2 separate regions of the Mus musculus genome follow, and region 2 is linked to region 1. A link is a loop called in an ENCODE intact Hi-C map of the cell type or tissue named here. Cell type or tissue: heart. All regions are shown on one strand.

Region 1 (5,000 bases):
CCATATACCCGCCAGGAGTGCAGAAAAGACAGTCTTCCACCCTGCATTAGTTCATGGCGGCCTCTAGGCACACACTTCTTTCATCCTGGTCATTTTCATCTTTACTCACAGATATTTATTTTCATAACAAATTTATTCACCTCAAAAATACTGTCTGGCAGAGTATAGTGATATACACTTAAAACAATCCTGGTACTCAGGAGGCCGACGTAGAAGGACTCTGAATCTGAGGCCATCCTGAGTTACACAGACCCTATCTCAAAAAACTAAGGGTAGCCAGGTGGCACATGCCTTTAATCCTAGCACACAAGAGGCAGAGGCAGGCAGATTTCTGAGTTCAGTATCAGCCTCATCTACAGATTGAGTTCCAGGACAACCAGGGCTACACAGAGAAAAACAAACAAGCAAACAAAGAACAAGCCACGCATGGTCATGGAACACCTGTAATCCTAGTATGCTGGAAACTGAGGCAGAAAGACTGCTTTGAGTTCAAAGTCAGTCTGAACTACATAGGAGTACTAGGCCAGTCAGAGCTACAAAGCCCTGTCTCAAAATTACATATAGACAAATGGACTGACAGACAGACATACAGACAAACTGACTATGGATGAGGCTTAGTGGTACAGTACTTGCCCAGCATTTACAAGGCCTGAGTTTGATCTTCAGCACCACAGAAATAAATGAATGTATGCAGTTAGAAAATGCCCTCTGCTGAGAAGCACTGAGATAGTGTCCTCTGCCATCATTCTTCCTGGGCTCTACAGTCACAATATATATAGTGTGTGTGTACATGTGTGTGTGCGCGCCTGCACACGCTCATGTGCTGAAGAAGTCCAGAGCTATCCAATCCTGCAAGAGCTGGGATTACAGAGTTGTGAGCTGTCTGAGCTGTAGCTGTCTGAGCTGACTGAGCACAGTCTCTTAACTACTGAGCCATCCCATAAGCACAATTTCTATGAGCACCTAAATCAAGCCTCTGCAGTAATCCCAAGTGTTATCATAAATACCGACAACTGGGAGACTCAACCGCAATTCCTCATCATAGGGAATAATCGTTTTTTCTATCCACTGCTTGTTAAACACAGCATTTCCAAGTCCTTGTTCCACACGGGCATGAGGCATTCTGATCCTACTTAATTAACAGTGTATACCTCAGAGTTGTCTCTATGACACTGAGCCAGCATAACATAGTCTGTGACAATAAGCATGGTTATACAATTTAAGATGTTATACTAAGTTTATCGCACTCCTAACAATACTACATAAAAGGGCATCTAAAACGCCACAATCACTAGTAAATTTAAATAATGAAAATCGAGGATTCCTTCCAAAATAGAAAATGAGGTCTGAGTATTGATCAGGGTAGAACAGTTTCCAGGACCTGGGTTCCATCCCAACACCATAAAAAAAACAACACAATCCAGTTAATAGCAAATAAAATCTTAATGCTGTTATACATAAAAAGGTGAGGTCCAAATAACACAAGGAATCATTCCTTACATCTCTCTGTAAAAGCAAGACATACTAAACTCAGGCTTTTAGAAAAAGCGCAAAGTTTGTCTAAATTCAAAGGCTTCTCTTCTGTGACTGCAAGGTTAACCACAAACTACTTACGGTCAAATGCAAACTACCTCCCTCTTAATTCAACAGCTGACCCATGCATGTTTCTTTAAGTGGTACAAATAGCTAATGAAAAGACCATCCAACCCCATCCAACCGGTAGAACCCCCACGGCTCACAATCCATTCATTAGCTACAAGAATTCACTGCTGAACAGTTCAGATTTTTTAAACCTCTCCGTTTAAAGCTTGCATCATCTTCCTCCTCATCCCAACCTCTCTGGTCAGCTCACTAAACCCAAGTTGAAAGGACACGTCTCATAGGCAGAGGGGGAGGAGAGTTCCTAGGCTGGGAGCCCAGACCTGTCAAACACATTTTTTTAAGTGCTTCGGGGAAATGTCAGCCGAAATGTTCACGAGGCCCAGTTTAATGTCTTTAGAACCCTTTGTATATCCAGAGATTCGGCCAGACAAAAAGAGACCGGCTTTCGGTTTTGTCCCTCGGGGGGGTAGAGGAAGGCTGGCTGGGTGAGAGCTGGGGCAGTTTTCTGCTCAGGCCCCAGTGCCAGTTGGGTGGCCCTACCCAAAGTTGCTCGGGTCCTGAGGGCGGACGCGGACGCCGCCGCCGGCCTGGGAACAATGCGGGGCTTCGGGGCGCCCACGCTGGGGCCCGGGGAGCCAGGCAGCAAAGGCTGTCCCCCGCCCGCGCCGCCGAACAAAAGGCGCCGTGGGGCCAGCGCCCGGGCCGGGAAAAGTTTGTGAGAGGCCGGGGCCGAGGCCCGAGCGCGCCGCCCCGCACAATGGCCCGGCCGAGCGCGGGAAGGCCGAGCGCCCCGCCGCGCCGCGCCACGCCCCCGCTCCGCAGGGCTGCGGCCCAGTACCTGGTGCGTGTCCTTCCCGCCGCCCGCGGCCGCCGCTGGCCCGCCGGGGCCGCTAGTCATGTTCACGTACAGGGAGCGGGAGAGCGGGCTCCGCAGCGTCCACATCCTCCGCGCCAGCCACACGGACGCCAGGCTCAGGCACAGCCAGCCCGCCAACAGTCTCATCGGGGGGCCGCGGCCGCCAGCTCGGATCACCGCCGGGCCCAAGCCCAGGAGGAGGAGGAGGAGGAGCCGCCGCCTCCGGCCACCGTCGTCGCCGCCGGAGCTCGAGCCATCGCCGCCAAGTCGCCCGTGCAGCCCCCTTCGGGGCCGAGGCAGAGGGAGGGGGAGATGGCGCGGGAGGGGGGGCGGGGGAGGAGCGGCAGGCGCGCGGCCTTCTCACGTCCCCCGCGGCCCTTCCCAGCCCGGAACGCCAACGACTCCAGGTCGTGTTTCCACCCGGTGCACGTACAAACGCAGGAGGGGCGTCCTCCCTGCCCAATGAGCGGAGACCGGGAGGCCCGGGAGTTGGGAGAGAGGGCGTGCACGTCCTCCGTGGCGCCGCCTGGACTCATAATGGCGGAAGATCCGGGGGAGACTTCCTAAAGGGGCTACTAGAGTCTGGCCCCTCCGAGGAGGGGTCTGCAGGACTTCCGGGCTTGTCTTGCCTTAGTAACTACCCTGTGGGCCCCTCGATTACACCTTTGACCTAATTGTTCCCATTGACACAGACCCAGGTTTATTCGATAGACCCGCGCTGCCCTTCTTGCTACAGTCTTGACCGTCTATTTAATAATTTCCATCTGGGGTCAGCGAACCTGACTCCCAACTCCAAAAGCCACCCGATAGCTGCAAAGCAGAGAATCGAGGGGGAAAGAATCCCACCGCCACTCCCAGTCCCGGTGTTCCCAAGCCTGAGAAGCGGCTGTCACAGGTCTAGTGAAGCCCTCATGAGTGAAAGCTCTGCCTTTGTTGGAAACTGTTGCTCCTGGAGCACTCAACGAAATGTGATGGAAAATAGCATCTGCTGGACAACGAAGGCCACAAGTTAGTCCTGGCTGCCATGTTTCCTTGCAAGTTAGTCCTGGCTGCCATGTTTTCTCAAGCTGATAGAAGTTGGACCAGACATTCTTAAAATGTGCTCGGTCTGGGGAGATTTAGCCAGATATTTCTTAGATCATTTATAGCAGGAAGAAGCCCAATGTTTCTAAAATGAGGGTCATGAGATGTCGTTGTGTCTCAACTGTTGCTACTAAGCTACAGCATATTTCCTAGCCCAGCTACTCACACCTTCCTAGGTTTGTTAGAATATGCTTTTCATTTGACAGCGACAGATTCTGTACATTAATTTTAAATTAATTATAAAACAAATTTATCTTTACGTTAATTTCATCACACTACACTGAAGAGATTTCCGTTTATGAAATAATGACCCCTGGATGAGAAATGGCATTCCTTATCACAAACTCCTTAGGTGTTAAAGTATCTATTTACCATCTTTCGTTAATAAGAATATTTTGTTACCTAATGTGCATAGAATATAACAAAATACTTTGTCTTCTCTCATTCTGGTATATTCCCTGACATCTCTCCAAGTTGGGTGTTAAACCCAAGACTATACCTTACTAAATTGAGCTCAACTTTCTAGAAGTACTGGTCCAACATACTTAAAAGAAGCTATAATAGTGAATGTAAATGACTGTATTATGTCCCCTCTTTGAGTTCCAATAAAGCTCTTCTGTATCAAACCAGAGTCTTCACCTTTTTAAGTAAAGAGGAGATACAACAAGAGTGCATAAACGGGCATATTTCATTTCTAAAGACAAAGGATACAGAAAACTGTGTCCTAAGATTAAGCTTGCTTAACCACAGCTCCAAGACTTCAATCCTAAATGTATCCTCTAAACAAGAAGCAAAGATACATCTGATAGGATCTGAAGAATTTGGGGTGAACTTGACAGCTAAGACACCTACCAAATTTTGCTTTATGCCTGAGCAGCTCACCTAAAAAAATAAATTACCCTCACATTCAAACTACTCTATAATCACAAACTACTTGTGTAAGTGTGATTTACATTTAGGAAGCACAGGAAGAAAGCAAAGCACAGCATAAGCAAATGAAGAAGCAAATATGATAGCAAACCTTTTTATAGAGGGTGGTATCCCAGCTCCTGGCTTTTCGATCCATCCAAGAAGCCTTGCTGTCTCTCCTCTCAGCTTCCTGAATTACAAATCAGGAGGAAGGAAAGCTGCAAGAGTAAATATACTAAGCAGAAGTTCAGATTGCCCTCAGGCCTGCTACTAGGATGTCACTACTGTACATTAAAACCTCAGTTATCCATGATGGGAATAGCAAGAGACACCCCTAATACAGAAAGCCAAAGATGAGGCAATATCCTTTCCAATGTGGCTTTGAAATGTAGGTATTAACACTCAAGAGTCACATACCTGCTATCCTTGTGCCTGCTGACCCTGAGTGTCTAGCCTGGGTTTCTGTTCTATTACCAGAAATTGTGGCTGGGTCATGCAGGCAAGCAGCTTGTTTCTTAAGCAACTTCCCCTAACTCTTCCCTTACCTCCC
Region 2 (5,000 bases), 53 kb after region 1:
CTGTGTGACTACAGTAATTGGTTCTACATTGCTTCATTTTGTGTCTGGGCTGAGATATTGACATTTCTGGAAGAAGAAGCTTTACCAGCAACCTTGGTTCTTGTTTTTAAAACATAGCAACAAAAAGCTGACTAGGGACATCTTGCCTCTTGGTGTACTTGTACTCAGAAGGAACTTGTGAGGTGACAGTCTGTTACTCTTACTACTTGTTTTAAGTTACACTTGATCCTTGTGTTGGGGGGGGGGGGTTTTGTATGTGACAAGGTACATGTGGAGAACCTGTGGGAGTCACTTCCAGCCTTGCACTATGTGGGTTGCTGCCATCAACTCAGCTTGTCAGGCAAGGATGCAAGCACCTTTAGCCACTGAACTATCTGGCCTGTTCTATTTTGATTGGCTTCTGCTTCCTAGTCAGGGTCTTGCAATGTAGCACAGGTGGTATCAACCTCACATGCCTCCTGTCTCCACATCCCCAGTGCTGAGGGCACCACTATACCTGGCTAATATTACTTTGTTACATTTTTGGTTGGCATTCCTCATAAGGAAATTTTTTTTCTCATTTATATCACCATGGATTCATCATTAACAAACTGCAATCTGTTGCTATTACTACTTATTTTGATACTCATGGGCTGGGGACAGTGGCTTGGAACTTCTCCTTGCATGTGAGTGGGCCCTTGGTAGTACCACGGGAGAACAGGAAAAAGAAAAAGGAAGAGGGAGGCAAAAAGAGAAGGAAGTGTATTATTTTGATGCTGTTATTTTTTAACAGTCCCTTCACAATAAGTGTTAGAAACAACACAGCTTTCTTGGGCACAGTTTCTTTGATTCTCATAGCTCTTTGAGCAAAGAGGTCATTTCTCCCCTAAGTGGTGAGCTAACGCCTGCTTTGCTAGTACAAACTGTGGATAGACAATTAGATTTCTAACCCTAGGTTCTTGGTACCTTAAGGTCTATTAAGGAGTCTTTCTTAAGGAATGAAGAGGAAAATCTCGCCAGAACAACATTCCTGTAGGGACAGGGTTTGATGGTTGTGTGCCTTCTATCCCAGCACTCTGGAGGCAGAGCCAGCCTAATCTACATAGTGTGCTAGGCAAAGCTGGGGCTGCACAGTGAGACTCTGTACAAACAACAAACCAACCTCACAATGGGGAGGCTTTCTTGACCTTCACAAGACCATGTTCCCAGGAACAGGTGCATGTTACACTGATCTGAAAAGGAGCATCTTAGGACCCACAAGAATGATGGAGAGTGGCACGCCTAAGGCATCGTTAGCACTGAAAAAAGAAATTAGGGTGAAGTATTCCTTCCTCCAAATTACCCGAGATCTCAGAGAAATAAAAGTATCTCTGAGGATTTGTAGCTTCTTCCTAGCAATTTCTCCTGTTTTAAGCCATAGTAATCTGAGTACACTATTTTAAGGCCACAACTGGTGCTTTTTTTGGATAAGGCAAACTTTCAACTGCTTTCCACTTTAGTTCGGGTGACACTCCGGATCTGTGTGAAGGAGTTAACTTCAGGAGGTTTCTACCAAATCACTACTGCCAAACCTGAGTAATTACTCCCCTCCCCCCCTCAGTTGTCACAGTTCTTCTCCCGTCCTCTGTAGATGCTATCAGTTATAACATCCCCTCCCCCCCTCAGTTGTCACAGTTCTTCTCCCGTCCTCTGTAGATGCTATCAGTTATAACATCCCAAACATCTGCGCCGACCTTTCTGCCCTCTGAGAGTTTCCCTAAGTGAGGTACCCAAATATATTAAAAGTTTAACCCAAGAAACAGTAGTTACGGCTGTGTTAACAAGCTGACGCCGGCAAGCTGGCCACCAAGTGCAATGCCTGATCTTAGGTATTTATCCTGGGCTCTATGAACCTTTAAGAAATTCTATGCAAAACTGTGGCAACTTTTCTCAGGGGAGGCGGCTTCCACTGGCCAGCCCGGGACTCTGGAGTGTGAAGTGGGGTTGGTGACTGCCCTTTTAGGAGTTCATAGCCAGGCCCCTGGAAGGCCAGGGCTCCAAGATTGAGGAGCAGCTCTCACTCAGTAGCGTTCTCTCGGCTTTAACTTCCCGACGGACCATGAGTCTCCCTCCGAGCATCACCGAGGGCAGAGCCAAGGAGAGTTGGCCCGCATCCGAAACCCTCGGGTGGGAAGATGATGACCCGTGCCCAGAATTAGTAGTCCTCGGCACCCGGTGTTCGCCAAAGCCACCTCCACACTCCGGAACTGGAGTGCACTCAACTGAGGAGACGCGACGCAGACAAAAGAGGAGGGGCTGCCGACCGCACCCTCTTCGTCTTTCCCCGCCTCCTTTGTTCCTTCCTAAGCTATTATTGGCTGATGGTCCTCGGACCCGCGACCTTTTTTGATATTCTATTGGCTGAAGTCGCTGTCACTCTATAGGCGGCTCATTCGTGATTGGTCAAGGTGCCTCCCGGGTTTGAATCGTCTCCCCGGCTTTGGGAGGGTTCTGCCAAAGTGCCACGTTGGGCCGGGCAGCAGGCGTGAGGAGCCGGCTCCCGGCGCCACCCGGGGCGCGCTCGCTAGGGCGCCGGCCTTTGGGCGGCGCGGGATAGCGGCGAGAGCTGCTGCGGGACCTGCGTGTCCCGCCCCAGGGTGGCTCTGGCTGAGGGCGGCGGGGCCGGGGGAGAGCCCGGGGCAGCGGCCGAAACGGCAGGGCGGCGGCAGAGCCCGCTGCCCCCGGACGTCCCCGGCGACATGCTGGCAGATAACCTAGTGGAGGAGTTCGAGATGGAGGATGAGCCGTGGTACGACCACCGGGACCTCCAGCAAGGTGAGGGCGAGGTCGCCGGTCGGGAGGGGGGGGCGGGATTGTTGGGGTGGGAGTCCGGGGGTGGCAGGTGTGGAAAGTGCTAGAAAGTTCCTTAGGCTGGAGGTTTGGGATGCCGCGGCCCGGTGCTTCTTGCCCTCACCTGGCAACGGATCCGCCCATCCCGACCGCAGAGAGCAAGCGCGCGCGGCCCACGGCCCTGCGGGTGCGCCACACAGGCTGATGCTCGGTGCTTTAAGAAAGCGCTTGCCGGGTATGAGCGGATGGACCTCTGAGGTGGGCAGGAGTGGACCAGCTTGTCCTGCTCTAGAGGCGAGCTGCTGGCCTGGGTCCGGGTCGTGCTGCCCTGCCTGCCCCACATCGCCTTTCATGGTCCGCAGAGTCTGCAAAGCCGCTGCAGGTGGTGGGAGGGCAGTGCTGCTGTGCGGTACCCGCGCCATCTCTCTGTGAGAGTAAATTTTTTTTTTTTTGTCCCGTTTTCCAGAAAGCAGAGGCTAAAAGATTTAGGTGGATTCCCTAAAGCCGAGTATGAGGAGCCTGTAGACACTGTTCAGTTTCTTAGCATCCCAGTTTACAGCTTACTCAGTTGGGTATTAAACTGTTTTGTTTTGTGTTTTAATTTATTACTTAGCCATCGTTCATCGGGGGCTAAATGAAATTATTCGAGGGCAGCTCTTATCATGCGCTTATCTTTCTTTCGGGTTTTCAATTAAAAATAATCCTGCCTTGGTTTTCTTGCATCGGGGCATCTCCAGAGACAATCTCAAGAGTGCCCCCAGTCTGAAGCCAGTGGCCCATTTTCTTGTACATTCATAGCAGGATTTTGTGTTTGGGGACACTGATAGGCCGGCCCTCAACACCCTGGTAGGCTCCTTTAATTCTCCCAATAGCATAAGGTGCTGCAGTAGGTACCTCTGGCTGAAGAAGATACTGTTGGGGAGACTAGGTATTCACGGCAGACCCCAGAGTAGACATTGTTAACCACCATGCTGAGGGATCCGCAGGAATCCTTTGTGCTATTCTGTATAATGATCTCCACTCCAAACTTTTTGGGAAAATTAATATCTCTTTTGAGTTGGCTACTAAACACCGCCTCTTGTTCACAATTCAACTGAATCTGATGGGGGAAAAATTCGGGCTTGAATGATCCATACTTAGAAAAAGAAAACAGGTAGCTCTTTGGAGAGATGCTAATTTGTTTTTTGTTTTTTTGTTTTTTTTTTTGTTTTTGTTTTTTTGGTTTTTTTAATCCTGTCTGTCTTGATTTCTTAATGTGAAATGACCTAAGCCCACATAGATCCCTGTACTGCTATAATTGAAGCTGACTAGCAGTTACAATGCCGATTTGCCATCACATTTCTCCATGTCCACAAGACAAATTTGTTAGACATTTAGCCTACTTGAGATTTGCCCCATAAGGATTGATGACCTACTTTGATACTTGAGGACTGAAGCAACCATCGTGCGATTGCTTCTATGAAAGCAATTCATATAATCCAAGCAAGAGTTTTTTCTTTGCCATATTTAAGAAGAATCCAAAACCTTCAAGGACTGGCCAGTCTCCCATGTCTAACATCATATATAACACATCATAATAGAAACTTAATTTAGTATTTGTTGACCTGAACTGAGGCTCTCACACAAGATTAACGTTTTCAGCTCTCCTCAATCCAGAGCCCTAGTCTACCCAACAGCCAAACCCCCGTCTCCAGGAGGTTATCAGGAACCAGCAGTTGTACTATCTCGGTCTACTGAGTGGTAAACAAAATACGTTTGGTGCTATGTGTGGCACTCTTAACTTCTGATCCAGATGAAGGTGTCACATCTTCAAGTCTAACAAACCCTAACCTCTGGGCTAATTTACTGTTGATTTCCATTTGGAACTTCTTCTCTACTTTCCAGAGGCTTTCATAGCTGTTATCACAGTGGACTTTGCCATGGCTTCTGCATCATAAGTAGCCATATAAAGTACAAATGGAAGATATGAAATCCTGCTAGCTCATTAATATGCCCATGAAAGAATGATGGCTGCTCTTTTGAGCATCTTTTCCCCATTTTGTTGACTTACATGTTAAATGGTTTGGTGTGCTGGGATTGACCCTAGGCCCTCCGTGCGTGCCACGTAAGCAGTGTACCCCAGAGCCAGCCTAGAAGAACTACCTTTGAACAGAGTTTACAGTTGTTTCTCAAGAACATACTGGCTTTTTTCT

What was found. A loop is a pair of places that touch in the nucleus more often than their neighbours do. Peaks named below come from ENCODE experiments on the same cell type or tissue, not always from the same donor. Only the 100,000 strongest peaks of a DNase experiment are listed, where the experiment ranks them.
Region 2: it touches region 1 in a loop (2.7-fold over the local background); 15 of 42 quality-filtered maps call a loop at or near these places.

Annotation. Positions count from the first base shown.
Region 1 is chr7:121,032,416-121,037,415 of GRCm38, reverse strand. It overlaps Mettl9 (methyltransferase like 9), which reads right to left and starts at 2,971. Exons shown (of 5, transcript NM_021554.2): 1 at 2,441-2,971. The coding sequence starts at 2,605. In heart, a CTCF peak has its summit at 2,999; DNase peaks (open chromatin) are centred at 2,035 and 2,905; H3K4me3 peaks cover 3,150 bases; H3K27ac peaks cover 2,273 bases; H3K27me3 peaks cover 728 bases.
Region 2 is chr7:120,979,770-120,984,769 of GRCm38, reverse strand. It overlaps Cdr2 (cerebellar degeneration-related 2), which reads left to right and starts at 2,458. Exons shown (of 5, transcript NM_007672.2): 1 at 2,458-2,793. The coding sequence starts at 2,718. It overlaps Mfsd13b (major facilitator superfamily domain containing 13B), which reads right to left and starts at 2,261. Exons shown (of 8, transcript NM_001374644.1): 1 at 2,040-2,261. In heart, no CTCF peak of the experiment used is centred here; DNase peaks (open chromatin) are centred at 2,359 and 2,999; H3K4me3 peaks cover 3,681 bases; H3K27ac peaks cover 3,095 bases.